2 separate regions of the Homo sapiens genome follow, and region 2 is linked to region 1. The links are chromatin loops, found by intact Hi-C in ENCODE. Cell type or tissue: heart right ventricle. All regions are shown on one strand.

Region 1 (8,000 bases):
GGCGGTGGCAGCTGCTGCCTAAACTTAACACCCCTGTCCATATGAAATGCATACAAAGTTGCTGAATGGAGCAGGCGGTTTTGTTATGTGACCACTTTTGGTTTTGTTTTTTAAAGAAAAATCGTTTTGCTTAAAAGAAAACCAGCTTACTAACCACGTACTAATTTATGTATGTGTACAAAAATACATACATATGAAAATGCAAACTACTGTTCACTAGTTGGAACTTACTCTCCAAGAAAAGCTCTTTATTCCAGAATTTATATTCTCCAAATGTGTAGAAACTTGTTTTTCACTACATAGGCCTTGCAAGTTAGAATAGCCCTTTTAAGCAAGGTACACATAAGTTTTAGTTTATTCGATTTGTTTTCTAATTACATTTGAAAGTTCAAACCAAATGAGTTTGAACTTTTTTGAGTTTAATTGTATGAATCCCTTTGTCTTCCACATCAGAACTGCAAAGTGATTTCAGTTTTTGGTAATATAATTGAATAGTTATCAAACTTTAGGAAATATATTTTTGTCAATCTTCATGCGGTAAGTGGTCCAAGTTCAGCATGGAATTGTGTTGCCGAACAAAGCCTACAACTGTCATGATGGTAATTTGTTGGGGGTGGGCGTTAAAGGCTACTATAATATCAAAACACTGTCAAAATTTGTACCATTGTGTAATACATGGTATAGGTTCAGACCAAGACAAAGCACTTAGCCATTTCCCAATAGAAGAGTTTGAGATAATGAAAGAAAGGAGATACATGGAAGGAAAGAGAAGAAGAAAAATAAATTTTCATTAAGCATCTGATTGTATCTTCAAAATGATGAAAACCAATGATGGAGGAGTGATAAAGTTTACTTGAAAGACGAAACTTATTTCTGAACACAAAGCAATAAAAGACAATACAATTCTAGAGTAATACTCAGACGCTCACTTTTCAAAATCACAATTCATAAGTGAAATCCAAAGAAAAGTCCCCTAGACATTTACTAATCATATCCTCAAACTGGCAGTCACATGAAATTCAGGAGAAAAAATATCCAATTCAAAATATAAGGAGCTTGTTCTTTAGGAGAAAGCACTCACTGGCTAGTGATTACTAGTAAAAGAAACCAAACTGATTAAACTTTTCATTCCACTCTAAACCACGAAAGCTGCAGAGTCATCATATGCCTGGTCGATGGAGCGTGCAGCTGTCTCTCTGTACTCCATTTCACTGAAAGGGAGCGATCAGGAACAGAGAAACAGGAAGGCCAGAATCTGTTCTAAGGCGTCTATTTCTCCACAGCTGGAGACAGGGTACTTACTATTCTATATACAGCATCCTCGGCTTGGACACTCAAGTGTGCAGTGTTAAATTGCACGCCACGCCATCTGACCATTAACGAGTCCCCATCAGTTTCCCCTAGCCTTGGGCCATAACCCAATGTGCTTTAAAAACGCATCTGTTAGTATCTTAGCAGTGTCACTTGTGGGATAGTAATGTCACTATCCCACAAGCGACACTACTCTCGTTCAGTATTACTTAATGGGACAAAAAACAAAGCAAATTATATAACAACGACTGACCTGACCTCCTGCAGCAAACAGGCCATGACAGATAATCAAATTCCACTAAACTTTACGTTCACCTATTTTAACTATTAAGAGACGAAACTGAGGTCCTTTGCAATATCCTCCCCTTTCCGAGAACTGATTATTTTTAAAGTATTGTCACAGGCTATACTTGCAAGCAGCTTTTTAAATGCAATTCCAACATCAGCACGTTGGGGCACTGACTTGTTTTTTGGCAGATTAAAGTAACAAATTTTATTCGAAATTCTTCTATTCAGAAAAATAAAAGCAGGGGGAAGGTATTCTGCTTGGATTTCCCAAACAGACAAAGTTCTTTGACTTTGAGGACCTACAGAAGACATTTGCAGAAATGGTGTTTTGCGCACCAAACACTGGACCACAAATCATCGTGCCAGAACTCGGCCAAACATTCAGATCCACTGGCCTGAAGCAGGGAAACTCCCGGAACAGAGGGTGAGGTTTTATTTTGGTTACGCCGCAGAGTAAGCATCGAAGTTGAAATCAGTAAACACATGTAAACACGCTGTGAACTTACCGTGGTGTCAGCTCCCGTGGAAACAGGGCTTTTGGCGCTTTTCTCCTCGGGATTCTGGGGAGCTTCTTCCGGCCCCCGGGTTACAAGAATTCTAAAATGCTGCTGCCCCGCGTTCTGATCCTGCCTGATCTTAAATGTGCACCCCTGGCCCTGCGGAGTCCTCTCCGCGGAGTTCGTCCTGCGGATTTCAGGAGCCATCCTGCCAGCTCGAGGCGATGCCTCCAGGGCTCCCCGATCTTCCGTGGGGCTCCCTCGCTCGCTTCGGGGCTGCGTGGGGTACGAGGTGCTCCTCTCCAGCCGAATGCGAGGATACCTCACCAACCTGTCCCCCTTTGTGCCCGTGAAGCCAAAGTTGAGGTCGCTGCCTGGCCCCGAAGCGCCTTGTTGGGGCTGCTGCAACTGGAAGACAAAACACCGCTTCCCAGAGCTTCCAGAAGCATCTGGAACGTGCTGCAGGGACCAGCGCCTGGGCTCTGCCGCGGCCGGGCCGCCCTGGCCATCGGGGCCCAGGGGCAGCAGCCTCACCTGGCGCACGTCGGCGCTGGAGGCGCGGTGCTGGATGCGCAGGCCCGGGGCAGCCTCCTCCGCGCAGTCCACGGGGCCGGAGCACCGCACGCGGCGGCCGCACGTGCCGTTGACCTGGAGCCCTGGGTCCCGGGCTGCCCTCGGAGGGGAGCTCCCGGGGGTGTCCCTCGGCGAGGGCTCCCGGGAGCCACTCTGGGGCGAGGCCCTCGTGGTGGCAGTGGCGGAGGCCTGGTCCCTGGGGTCGGGCGTTGCGCATGGAGGCCCATCGTCGGCGCCCTCGGGCGGCCCGCACCCGTCCGTGGCCCCGTCCGTGGCCTTGCGCTGCAGGGAGATCTGCACGGAGGAGCTGCACGTGGGGCGGGCGTCGATGCTGGTCAAGAGCTGCGGGATGAACATGGACGAGCTCCGCTTAAGCGCACCCACGCCTCCCTGCAGGCCTCCGCCGCCGTCCTCCCCTCCGTTCTGGGCGAAGGGGTGCGGGCTGCTTCTCCGCGGTAGGGTGTGGAATGCCATGAAGAAGTCGTCTTCTCTCTCCTGGTCTAGGATGTCTGATTCGGGGGCTGTGTTGCTGCGACCAGAGCCAAAATGAAACCGAAGCCGATGGGCCATGGTGACCAGGGGGGCCAGGAGGGCTAGGGCAAGCGGCAACAACAGGCCCGACACTGCCAGAAGTCACAAACCAAAGACACAAATTCCAAGAAAAAGTGTCCCATCTGCCAAACTGTTAGCACTGCGGCACCGGGAGCGACAGATAGCAGAAATAACCCAAGTGGCAAGCGGCATTCCAGGCATGATTGGATAAGAGCAAAAAGCTCTCATCCACACTGTGACAGAGGGTAGGGTGGCCAGAACCACATGACCGCGCTCTCCCCCTCCAATGCCAGCTTCTGGACTTAGAGGAGTTTTCCCCTACTCGCTCTTTTTTTTTTTTTTTAAACAGCAAGAGCCTGAAACAGCACCTTCCCAGCTGCTGCTTTTCCATCAGAAAGGAGTGGCCCCAGCAGGGCGCTCTCACAGCTGACTAAGGCAGCAAACACACTGCAAGCCACGCTGCTATAAATCTAAACCACATCACATTCGCAGGGCACTTCTTTCCCAACGGAGCACAGCACTGAGACTCTGTCTAACCAGTGCAGGGACCTGGCATGTTTAACAGCACACACGGTATTTTCCCACCTTCCGCCACACGGAATAATGACAAGTAAAATATGGCTTGGCCACCGGGTAAACCCCTTCCCAAGCATCGGATACCATGTTTCTGTTATTTATGACATCACTACACTACCAGGATGGAATGCAAACTAATAAAACAGTACTATAAATACGATTACACACCCTACAGAGTTAGTGTCCGTTTAATGCTAAATAATTAGAGCAGGATCTACAAGTAACAAAATAGCTAAGTGGAGGGGAGGGGGCCCGACTTGCTACACAACCAGTTAGCCAAGCAGAGCCCTCCTGCTATCACAGCATTTTTCATTTAAAAGGTGTATACGTGTGTGTAGCTCACATATGACTGGCAGACACCAAAGTGTCTCCTTTTCAAAGAGAAAATGAACCCAGCTGGAGAAAACATTGTCTTCCATATGTCAGGTAGGAAAGAAAACATCAACCAAAAAACAAACAAACAACAAAAAACAAAAGGAAAATTGAAGAAGGGAGTGCATGTGGGCTTTTTTTTTTTTTTTTGGTAATAATTTAACTTAAATACCACACAGAAGAAATGCTACCTAGAGCTGACTGTTTTCCAGTAAGAAGTCAGCAATATTACCACAGTTGGGACACAAATATGGAATCTTACTATGTTTGCAAAGGACCAAAAAGGACCTAAGAAATAAAAGGAAAAGTGCACACTCAAAAAACTGTCATCAGATTTGTAGTTAGCTTGGAAATATTCTGTATTTTAAACTTACTATTTTCTATGATCCAGAAACATCAATTATTTAACAAAGAGGTTTATTTAGAGGAGGTAAAAAAAATAGGAGGGGAAAATACCAAGCTGTAAGAGTAACAAAAAGTTTATTTTAAAATCTGCAAAGCATGACTTTGTCAACAGCTCTAGCATCCAGAGTGTGGTGGATTAACCCTGTGTTTACATACATCCAAATCTGTTTTCTAAAAGTATGTGTTTTAAATGCCAAAAATGACCTCTATGAGAGAAATGGAAGCTAGTCTGTGTAATGCTAGAACTTCCAAGTACTACCATAGCCACATATTGTCTCCGCTGGGTTAATAGCCAACAAAGAAAAAAAAAAAAACAGCAACACCAGCATTCTTTGCATAGTAACCACACTGCAGATGGCCTGGGGCAAAACTAGGCATCAATATTATAAAACACAATTTTTCAGATATAGCTTGTATTCATACAAGATTTCTTAAAAGTTTTGTATTCAAAGTCCTTTTTGGTTTGGAAGTATGATTTCAGACCCAGGGCAAGATCACCTCAACTACAGTCATTATTTCAGATACGGAAATGGGAAACAATTTTTTAACAGTGAATTTCTCTTAATAGAAGAGAATAATGAACTAAAACACATCAAACAAGAGGCCATTTTTCCTCAAATTTGACCCTTTCCTCATGTTAAACAAGAGATATTATACTCAATAATTGGAGAATAAGGATTAGTCTACAGACACACCCATGTCTCCAGGAACGTACTGTTATACTACTCAATACTGCTTAACTCACTTGGTCCTCACTGGATGAGAGATGGAGAGACAAGAACTGCACCCTCAGCAGAATCTCTCATCCAATTTCACAAGAAAGTACTTTGATGCATACAACAAAAGTGGTTTAGTTACACTGTACGACTGTTCATCACCCAACATCCCATACTTTAATGGAAAAGATACTAGGATGGTAGGCCAAAATCTGTTAGTTTTCTCTTTTGGAGAATAATACTAATCATATGAGATTCAATACATTCCCAAACTATCACTGGGCTGGGACTTAGGAGGCCAGCAGGTCAGACCCTGGCACCTCCACTGACTGATGTGTTTATGTAAAGGCTCTAGACCTGGTTCTTCTCATCGACAACAACAGGAGTTAAATGAGTTATTGTATAAGGCTCCTCCAATTCAAATATTCTATTAACGTCCAGCTATTAAAAATCTGGAGTTTCAATTGAATACTGCAGAAAGGATTCTTAAGAACACCTTTTAACCAGTCAACATACCATACAAGTTTCAGAGAGGGTAAATTTGAGAATGACTGCACTGAATTATAGTGTCACTTCTGAAGGTACCTTAAGGACTTAACATGATAGTGTTCATTTTCATAGTTGGAACACCTGGTTCACAGCTACTTGATGTACACGTTTTAGATAGTTAAGAAAGCAAAATGTGCTTCAAAAATTCCATTTCTAAAATGAAATCTGGCCAGGCATGGTGGCTCATGCCTGTAGTCCTAGCTATCCTGGAGTCCTGCTTGAGCCCAAGGGTTTGAGGTTACAGTGAGCTACGACTGCACCACTGCACTCCAACCTGGGTGACAGAGGGAGACCCTCTCTCTAAAAAAAATTAAAAACAATAAAATGAAATCATAATTATTTCAGTTATGTATGTGTCGATCTTCATAAACATATTATATATACATCAATCTATATATAAAATGTTAGTTTGTATCTGTTATATGCCTCAGGCATATCTTTGTTTCTTTAAAGGTACTTTCTAAGGTTCTCTCTTAAGAAGGCAACCACTTTTAAAATACGGCTTGACTTTACCTGCTAAATGTAGATTCACTTTTTGCTATACGTTGTTAATTAGATTGTTATTTTCCCTGAGAGAATTACCATAGATTTGCTACTGAATGCATCCCAGTACTATGGTCTGGCTTTCATTTAAAAACCGAGCAAAGTTTGTTTACATTCCTGATGGCCTCTTTAGAGATCTGCCTACCGTTCTGTATTCCCAACATTAGAGCATGAGCATATGGGCTGGTACTATCACCAGTGGCTTTCGTTAACATTAACTGCAATAAAAATACACACACATACAAATACATTTTTTATCCTAGCAACATAAAACTATTTGTTAGGATTTTGAACATCAAACTCGTAGTGGGACAAAAACAGTCTTCTTTTTGGGCACATATACTGTCCTAAGTACAACATAAACACAGAGTTTTAAAGACGCTGCTCTGAAAATCCAGTTAATAAAAAAATGAAGCAAAATTCAAATACAGGCATCCACTTACCAGTCTATTTTCGTCAAATACTTCAAATAGGAGTCTGTGATTAGATGGGTTTACCTATAAGGAACATAAATAGTATTTTTTAAACGAGCAGGAATCATTTGAACAGCGACGTAAGGAACAGAAAGAATAACATACTGCTTTACAATGCGCCCAACTCAATTGTATAATATGAACAATTATCCTGCTGTTCTGGGAATTCTATGTGTACTAAATCAAATTTCCTATTACTGATTTCTATATTATTCTGCCCCAAATTTAGGCATAGCAAAAGAAGAGAAGGCTCTTAGCTGTTTTTCTAAAATAAGAAAGGATAGTTGTAAATAGCTTTGACGGGTTCCTAACCTCTGTACAAGGCATTCTCATGACTGTAGATCAAAAAATGTCTATGCCTGAGGATATTTCTTAGTCCTGATAGCAGTAATAGTAATGATAAAAATAATGAAGAAGATTGTAATAGCTTAAGAATGTATCTGTGTGTGTGTGTGTGTAGAGAGAGACACACACACACACATACACACAAACACACAGACAGACAGACAGAGACAGACGGTCTTGTTCTGTTGCCCAGGCTGGACTGCAGTGGCATGATCATGGCTCACTGCAGCCTCAACCTCCCAGGCTCAATTGATCCTCCTGCCTCACTCTCCTGAGTAGCTTGGACTACCATGCCTGGCTAATTTTTGTATTTTTTTGTAGAGATGAGGTTTCACCATGTTCCCCAGGCTGGTTTTGAACTCCTGGGCTCAAGCTATCTGCATGCCTTGGCCTCTCAAAGTGCTGGGATTACAGGCATGAGCCACTGTGCCCAGCCTGTGCACTTACTTTTTAGGCACTGTCTTGTTATTAAATATCAACAACCCATGATCTCCTTTAATCTTCACAGCAATCCTATGATGTATAACTATCACGCAATTTTATAAATGAGGAGCCGAGACCCTGAGGTTCAGTGAAGTAACTTGCCCAAGAGCCCACAGCTAATGTGTAGGGCAACCAGGACCTGCACTAGGTCTATGCTGCCTGTCTCCAGAGCCTAGACTGTGAACCATGAGAGAGACCTGGAACTGTGAGGCAATGACAGAGCTACTGGGCTTTCCATATCTTTTTGCTTCCTTTTCCTTACCAAAACCTCACCAAAATGGCCCATATCATCTTCCAAACTCAGGTATCATTTACTA
Region 2 (8,000 bases), 250 kb before region 1:
GAGTTAATGGGTGCAGCACACCAACATGGCACATGTATACATATGTAACAAACCTGCAGGTTGTGCACATGTACCCTAAAACTTAAAGTATAATTGAAAAAAAAAAAGAGTTTATTATACATAGAGCTGTTACCGGAAAGGGGTCCCAATCCAGACCCCAACAGAGGGTTCTTGGATCTCACGCAAGAAATAATACAGGGCAAGTCCATAGAGTAAAGTGAAAGCCTGTTTATTAAGAAAGTAGAAGAATAAAAGAATGGCTACTCCATAGACAGAGCAGCCCCAAGGGCTGCTGGTTGCCCCTTTTTATGGGGGTGGTTATCCATGCTCCCCTTTTTAGACCATATAAATAGGCAACTTCCTGACATTGCCATGGCATTTGTAAACTGTTATGGCACTGGTGGGAGTGTAACAGTGAGGAAGGCCAGAAGTCATTCTTGTCGCCATCTTGGTTTTGGTAGGATTTAGTTGGCTTCTTTATTTCAGGCTGTTTTATCAGCAAGGTCTTTATGACCTGTATCCTGTGCTAACCTCCTATCTATCCTGTGCTAACCTCCTATCTCATCCTGTGACTTAGAATGCCTTAACCATCAGGGAATGCAGCCCAGTAGGTTTCAGCCTTATTTTTACCCAGCTCCTATTCAAGATGGAGCTGCTCTGGTTCACACATCTCTGACAGAACTGGCTAAATGGGAGACTGGAGTTTTATTATTACTCAAATCAGCCTCCCTGAAAATTTGGAGGCCTGGGTTTTTTTTGTTGTTTGTTTGTTTTAATAGTTTAGAATGCAGGGGGCTAGGAAATAGGGATTGTTTATTATTAGTAGAGTCAGGGATGGAATCAGGGAGACTAAATTGTCCTCTTGCACTGAGTCTGTTCCTGGGTGAAGGCCACAAGACCAGATGATCCAGTTTTACCAGTCTGGGTGGTACCAGCTGATCCATCAGAATACAGGGTCTGAAAAATACCTCAAACACTAGTCTTAGGATTTACACTAGTAATGTTATCTATGGGAGCAAGTGGGGAGGTAGGAATATCATGGCCTCTGGCTGCATGACACCTGAGCCATAATTTCTAATCCTGTGGCCAAGTTGTTGGTTTTACAAAGGTGGTCTGATCCCCAAGTAAGGAGGTGCTTTGTTTTGGAGAGGGGCTGTTACCATCTGTGTTTGTTAAAGTATAAACTAAATTCCTCCCAAAGTTACTTTGGCCTCTGCCCAGGAATGAACAAGGGCAGCTTGAAGGTTAAAGGGAAAATGGAGTCAGGTCAGATCACTTTCACTGTCATAATTTTCTCACTGTTACAGTCTTTGCAAAGGTGGTTTCCTGAGTGGCAATCACAGAACCTGAGGTCCCAGCTCGAGCTTTCCTTCCTATTGTGAAAGACAAGCCTTACGTGTTCATTCCACTGGGAGAGGGGGTCTAGAGGCCCACGTTCCCTCTCAAGAGAGAAGTGACCAGGTCTGTCCTAGCGCTATTCAAGGGAGAAAGGAACCACATGGGCAGCAGAGGAGCTCACCCATCTCTGCTACCCCCACAACTTTTCCTGACGTTGTGTGGCCACTATGTTATATGGGATTATTCTACACAATTACCTTTAAAGATCCTGATTCAAAACCCATGCCATTTTTGAGGCATTTTCATTTAAGGGCTCTTTGTGGGGTTTTGCCCCATCCCTACCCCAGGGCAGCTGGTCACGTCTTTGCATGCATAGGTCTCTGTTATAGCTGCCCCGCCGCCATTTCACTCTGATCACTTGGTCCCTCCCAGAAGTCGATCTTCTGATCCATTAAACATATAGTTAGGGGCCTACATTAGATAATTACAGCCTATTTGTTGATTTACTCATTTGACAAACATTTTGTACTAAAAAAAAATTAATGAACATCAAAAGTCAGCATCTCACATTTTCCTCTTGCCTCTATGGCCCGCCATCAGTGGTTCTATTTTAGGCCCTTGAAAGTGGTATCTACGTGGTCAATGTTAAACTAGGTGATCTCTTCTCTGGCTATTTACAAATTTGTAAGATCAGATTCTCTGTCAGTGGTTCACAACCCCCAGGGGACAGTGGTGGTTATGGAGACACTTTTGATGATCAGGATTCGGGAAGGACTACTGGCATCTGGGAAGTAGAAGCCAGGGAGGCGGCTAAACAGGCTACGTGCACAGGACGGCCCCCTGCCACCCCCACAGAGAACTGTCTGTCCAGATGTCAACAGTGCTGAAATTGAGAAACATATATAAATATTATACATACATATATATTCATTCATTCATTCATTCATATTTTGCCAAACACTTATTTTGAGCCAGGAGCATTTACTATGTGCTGGGCTTTGCTTCTCCATGCACCTTCCCCAACGGCTGACCCTGGAAGGCAGGGACTGTGTCTTAGTCACCTCTGCCCTCCTGGTGAGTCTTCAGGATTCTGACACAGCTATTCAGTGGATGTTCATTGAATGAATTGATTGTTTCAGTTTTCACAAGCTGCCAGTCACTGAGAGGAGGCAGATGTGGGGGGTGGGGGCAAATGAGCTCTTCAGTTTCTGCCATGGTAAAATTTTAAATATCATTTAAATGTTTTTATTGTGGTTGGTTTTTATTTTTATTTTTCCTTTTTTTTTTTTAGATTCATGGGGTCCATGTGCAGGTGTGTTACGTGGCTGTATTGTGTGATGCTGAGGTTTGGGCTTTAACTAAACCCATCACCCAAATAGTGAACATGGCACCCAATAGGTAGTTTTTCAACCTTACCCTCCTCCCTCCCTCCCCTCTTTTGGAATCCCCGGTGTCTACTGTTGCCATCTTTATGGCCATGTGTGCCCAATGCAGAGTTAAATTTGAGATGCCCATGAGACATCACGTGGAGATGGTGGGCAGGGAACTCAGGGACAGGGCTGGACTGGGGACATAAATGTGGAAGCCATCGGCATCTGAACGGTATTTAAAGCAAGGAAGTCGCTAGGGATTGTGGGCAGAGAGAGAAGAGCTGTTCCAGAGCCCTCCAGAGTCTAAAGGGGAGAGGATGAGGAACTCACAGAAGAGACAGAGAAGAGGTAGCCAGTGAAGCAGAGAAAAGCCTTGAGGAAGCCAGGGAAAGCCGTATCAGAAAGAAGTGAGAGATCCACTGTGCCCAGAGCTGCTGAGAGCAAAGGGGGTGGGGGCCGAGAAGAGAACACTGGACTTAACAGCATGATGGTCGTGCTGCCCTTGATAGAGGCTTCTTTCGAGGGAAAGCCTCTTTCAGATGCTTAAGAGAGAATGGGAGGGGAGGTACTGGAGACAGCGAGTCTACAGCGGATTTGCGTTTCGATGTCGAATGTGAGTCAGTAGTTGGGGTGGGCTGTGGGGTCGCCATGCTGTGTAGCTATCATGGAATGCTGCTAGGCTCTTGGGAATGATTCTGTAGAGGGAATATTGATGGAGGAGAGAAAGGAAAAACTGCTGGAGCAATACCTGGAGGACTTGAGAGGGGCGGGGACCAGGGCACCTGTAGAGGAGGTGGTTCAGGATGGAGCAGGGATGGCTCATCGTAGTAGGAAGAGGGCGCAGTGTGTGGGCACAGACCGGGAGGTGAGAGTATGGATGTGCTTGTGGCAGCACTTAGAGGTCCTCCTAAACCTTCAGTCTGCACACTGAAACAGGAAGCTGAGGGTGCGGTTGGGGGAGGAGGTGTAGGTGCTTTGAAGAGAGAGAGGTAGGTAGGAAATCATCATGTAGGATGATGTGGCAGCAAATGGATAATGCTGGAAACTCCATCCCATATCTGATCACCGCTCCAGCTCCCTGGACATCATTACCTGGCCCCGGTCTCCCTGCCCTGCCCCTGGCCTATTCTCCACAGAGAGGCAGTGATCTTTGTCATGCAGAAATCTCCTCCTGTCCCTTCCCCACTTGCCCCAAATCCTCCAATGGCTTCTCATCCAACTCAGTACAAAGGGGAAAGTTTTCCAAATGGTCTCCCAGGTCCCCCAAGGCCTGACTTCCTGTCCCCTCTGCCTCCCCCAACCTCTGCCAATCTCCCTGGCTCCCTGCACTCCCGCTGCACGCCAGGAGTGCTGCTCCTGCCCTGAGCATTTCTCCTTGGGGTGCCTTCGACCTGGAATGCTCTACCGTCGATGTCCTCATGGCTCCCCTCACTTCCTATAGGCCTCTACTCAAATGCTCTTTATCCATGAACAAGGGCTGCTCTGACCTCCCTACATAAGACAGCTGCCCCACTCCACCGCATGCCCGTCTCCTCTTCACTGCTGAGTTTTCCCACCTAGCGCTTAGCACCATGCATTTACTTGTTTATTGTCAGTCTCCCTCATTTAAAGGTGAGAGCCCTGACAACACAGCCTCCGTTTTCTTTATTGCTGTTTTGAGGAATAGCATCTGGAAGAGTATCTGACACATACAGGCCACTGAATAAATATTGGTTGACTGAATGAGAGGAAAGAAGGATCAATGGATGGATGGATGAAAGGAAGGAAGGATAGATGGAAGGAAGGAAGGATGAATGGATGGACAAATGGATGGGTGGGTGAGTAGATGAATGGATGAATGGATATACAGATTATAGTCATTGATTGATGGGTCATTAAGATATGACTACAATGAAGACATTCATTTCTACATGAGCAATTAAACCCCCTCCCAAGGAGGAATTTATAACAACAAATAAAACACAGAAACATATCTTACCCACTAAAAAGTCATTGGATGGATTTGTAGTCTAAACCTAGCAGAATTGGGGACAAATTCTATGCTCCGTGCTGCTCCAGGAGAGAGTAGAATGCCGCAGGAGCCTCTCTTCCCAGTAGAGACCTTGATGTGCGCCTGTGTTCTCTTCCCTGCCAGGATCATTCCTATTTTTCTTATCCATCGGCCTGAGAACAATATCCCGTATGCTACAGTGGAGGAGGAGCTGATTGGAGAATTTGTGAAGTATTCCATCAGGGATGGGAAAGAAATAAACTTCTTGAGAAGAGAATCAGAAGCTGGTCAGAAATGTTGCACCTTCCAGCACTGGGTGTACCAGAAAACAAGTGGCTGCCTCCTGGTGACGGACATGCAAGGTGAGGAAAGCAGCTTAGCCCAGGCTCCAGGGATGCTGTGGGCCAGAGATGTTCCTGTGGGTGGAGAGGGAGGGGAGGGAGAGGAAGGATAGGCCTGCTGGGTACCTTGAAACACCTTTACCTGCAGAAGCTGTTACTGATGCCTCCTCAGAAACAAGATTTGATAAAGGAGCCTGAAATAACCAGCCAGAGGGCCATTTCATTTTATTTTTATTTAAAAAAATTCTAGGGGGGGACAGGGTCTCACTCTGTCACCCAGGCTGGAGTACAGTGGCACGATCATAGCTTACTGCAGCCTTGAACTCCTGGGCTCAAGTATTCCTCCCACCTCAGCCTCCAGAGTAGCTGAGACTGCACATGCATTCTACCACACCTGGCTAATTAAAAAAAAATTTTTTTTTTGTAGAGACAGCGTCCTGGACGGTTTCCCAGGCTGGTCTCGAACTACTGGGCTCTAGCGATCCTCCCACACTGGCCTCCAAAAGTGTTGGGATTACAGGCGTCAGCCACTGTGTCTAGAGGTCATTTCGTTTCAATAATTCATGCCAATAATGCCTTCCCATTACAACAGGTAACCAGAGATTGGCTTTACTGTTCTATCCTCAATAGGCCTAAACTCAGCAATATATTCTCAAATCCAGATCTACCATAAGGTAAATTAAGATGTAGTACTTCATTCTCTATAGGCAAAAGAGTCTTTAGAATGCTTTAGATTTTAAGCTTCTCTGCTGAATGTATAGCATGTTTTCAATGTATACACAATTGTTTAGGAATACCATTTCTTCTATGGAATGGAGATGTCATCGTTAGGGTTCCCCTAAGACAGACCTGAGACAGGTACTCACATACAAATGGCTTATTTGAGAGGGGATCCCAGGAAACGCCAGTAGAGGAGTAGGGAAGTGCAACTGGGGAAGGAAAGGCGACTGGTAGAGTATATTATTAGCCAGTGACTGCCGTGGGCGCTGGAGCTGACATCTGCAGGGAGCCCTGCAAAGCACACTTCTCAGTGAGGGAGCCGGAGTGTGTATACACCAACTACCAGGATCACCAGCTGGCGGCTGCTCTGGGTGGGGGCATTACCTCCCTTGCACTTGTCACCTGCCCACATGGGCAAGCTAAGCCGGATAAAAAACATGATCAGAGAAAGTTCTTAAGCAGAGAAATGCTGGTGTGGCACTAAGAGGTGGAGCCAGGTGCACAGAAGTGGTTGGGGTGTGGGCAATAGGTAAGGCACCAGCAGCTTCTGCTGCAAGGGGTTTCCTATTTCTGTTTGCTGTTAAGAAAATCTGAACTATATTATTTTCTGCCTACCAAATGTCAGATATTGTCCCAGATGAGGATCTCAAGCTCTAGCTATTACATGGTGTTGAAGAGCAAGACCACCTTGGGGTTCTGTTCCCTGCACTGCCACTTCCAGCCTGGTAGCCTGTGGGCAAATTACCTTTCTCAGTGCTTCAGTAACTTCCACACAGAGTTGTTTTGAGAATTAAATGAGATAGTAAAGCGCTTATTGCAGCATTGCCACATAATAAATGGTTCCTATTTCTTTTAACCCATTTTTTTTTATTTGTTTGAGACAGGGTGTCACTCTGTCACCCAGGCTGGAGTGCAGTGGCGCAAACACAGCTCACTGCAGCCTCAACCTCCTGGACTCAAGTGACCCTCCTGCCTCATCCTGCCATGTAGCTGGGACTACGGGAGTATGCCATCACACTTGGCTAATTTTTTCTTTCCTTTTTTTTTTCTTTGTGTGTGTGTGTGTGTGTGTGTGTGTGTGTGTGTGTGTGTGTGTGGAGATGGGGTTTCACTTTGTTGCTCAGGCTGGTCTTGAACTCCTGGACTCAGGTGATCTTCCTGCCTTGGCCTCCCAAAGTGCTGGGATTAGAGGTATGAGCCACTGTGCCCCAGCCTTTATTCTGAAATAATTATAGACTCACAAGGATTTGTAAAAATATATGGAGTGATTCCCACGTATGCTTCACCAGCTTCACCTAATGGTGACATCTCACATAACTATAGTACATTATCAAAACCAAGAGATTGACATTGGCAGAATATAATCAACTACACTAGAAACTTGACTTGGATTTCATCAGTTTTTGTATCCATTCATTTTTTTCTATTATTTTTACTTAATCTTCATAATAACCCTGCAGAGAAGATAGATATTATGATCCCCATTTTACAGAAGAGAAAACTGAGGCCTGGAGACCGTGATTGTCTCTGTCTGCTGTCACTCAGCTAGTAAGTAGAGGGGTCCAAGACTCCAACCCGCATTTTCTGACTCTGAATTCCAAGTTCTTTCCACAAATAACAATTTAGCAAATTTGCAAGATATTTACTTCCAGACCTTTCCAAGTCTCTCCTGATGTTAGAGGGCTCTGGTATGTGTACGGTTCTTCCTCCTAAGCCCTTGGAAGGACTCCTTGCAAGCCAGCTGGGAAATGCAACATTACCGCCTTGCAGATGAAGCCAATCTGCAAATTTAAGTCAGACTTCACTCTTTGAAGAGACTTTGCTGCCACACACACACAAAACATATGGTCTTAACAGACAGCTGTTTGTTCTATTTAGACTCTGGCTGTGCAATTGCTGCTGTCCCCCATCTTTTCTCCTTGCGAATTAATTTTGTATTAAATTCAGCTCTCATGCTGAAAAGCAGCACCCAGGGCTTCATGCACAGTTAGTTTCACTTCCAGGTACTAGTAAACAACAGTAATGGAATATCACATCTCTCTGTAAATGACGTGTGTGGTTTAACGTGGTGGTGTGGCATTAAGTAATGGTGTTTATTTACTCTCTGTTGATGGACAAAAAATATTTTTACTGTCATTGTCATTGTGGCATGAGATAGCGCATCTATTCTCTAAGGAAACTCCACTTTTTATAATTTTACAGAGACACTGGAATTAGAATTAAACTCAAATTCTATCACCA

What was found. Hi-C counts contacts between places; a loop is a spot of excess contacts. Peaks named below come from ENCODE experiments on the same cell type or tissue, not always from the same donor. Only the 100,000 strongest peaks of a DNase experiment are listed, where the experiment ranks them.
Region 2: it touches region 1 in a loop (4-fold over the local background); 2 of 110 quality-filtered maps call a loop at or near these places.

Annotation. Positions count from the first base shown.
Region 1 is chr18:58,250,880-58,258,879 of GRCh38, reverse strand. NEDD4L (NEDD4 like E3 ubiquitin protein ligase) reads right to left here. Exons shown (of 31, transcript NM_001144967.3): 5 at 6,826-6,879. Among named protein-coding and RNA genes, the nearest start is that of MIR122HG, 190 kb to the left of the region's middle. In heart right ventricle, no CTCF peak of the experiment used is centred here; a DNase peak (open chromatin) is centred at 3,522; H3K4me3 peaks cover 4,380 bases; H3K27ac peaks cover 5,144 bases.
Region 2 is chr18:58,500,991-58,508,990 of GRCh38, reverse strand. It overlaps ALPK2 (alpha kinase 2), which reads left to right. Exons shown (of 13, transcript NM_052947.4): 11 at 4,843-5,060. Among named protein-coding and RNA genes, the nearest start is that of ALPK2-AS1, 52 kb to the left of the region's middle. In heart right ventricle, no CTCF peak of the experiment used is centred here; no DNase peak of the experiment used is centred here.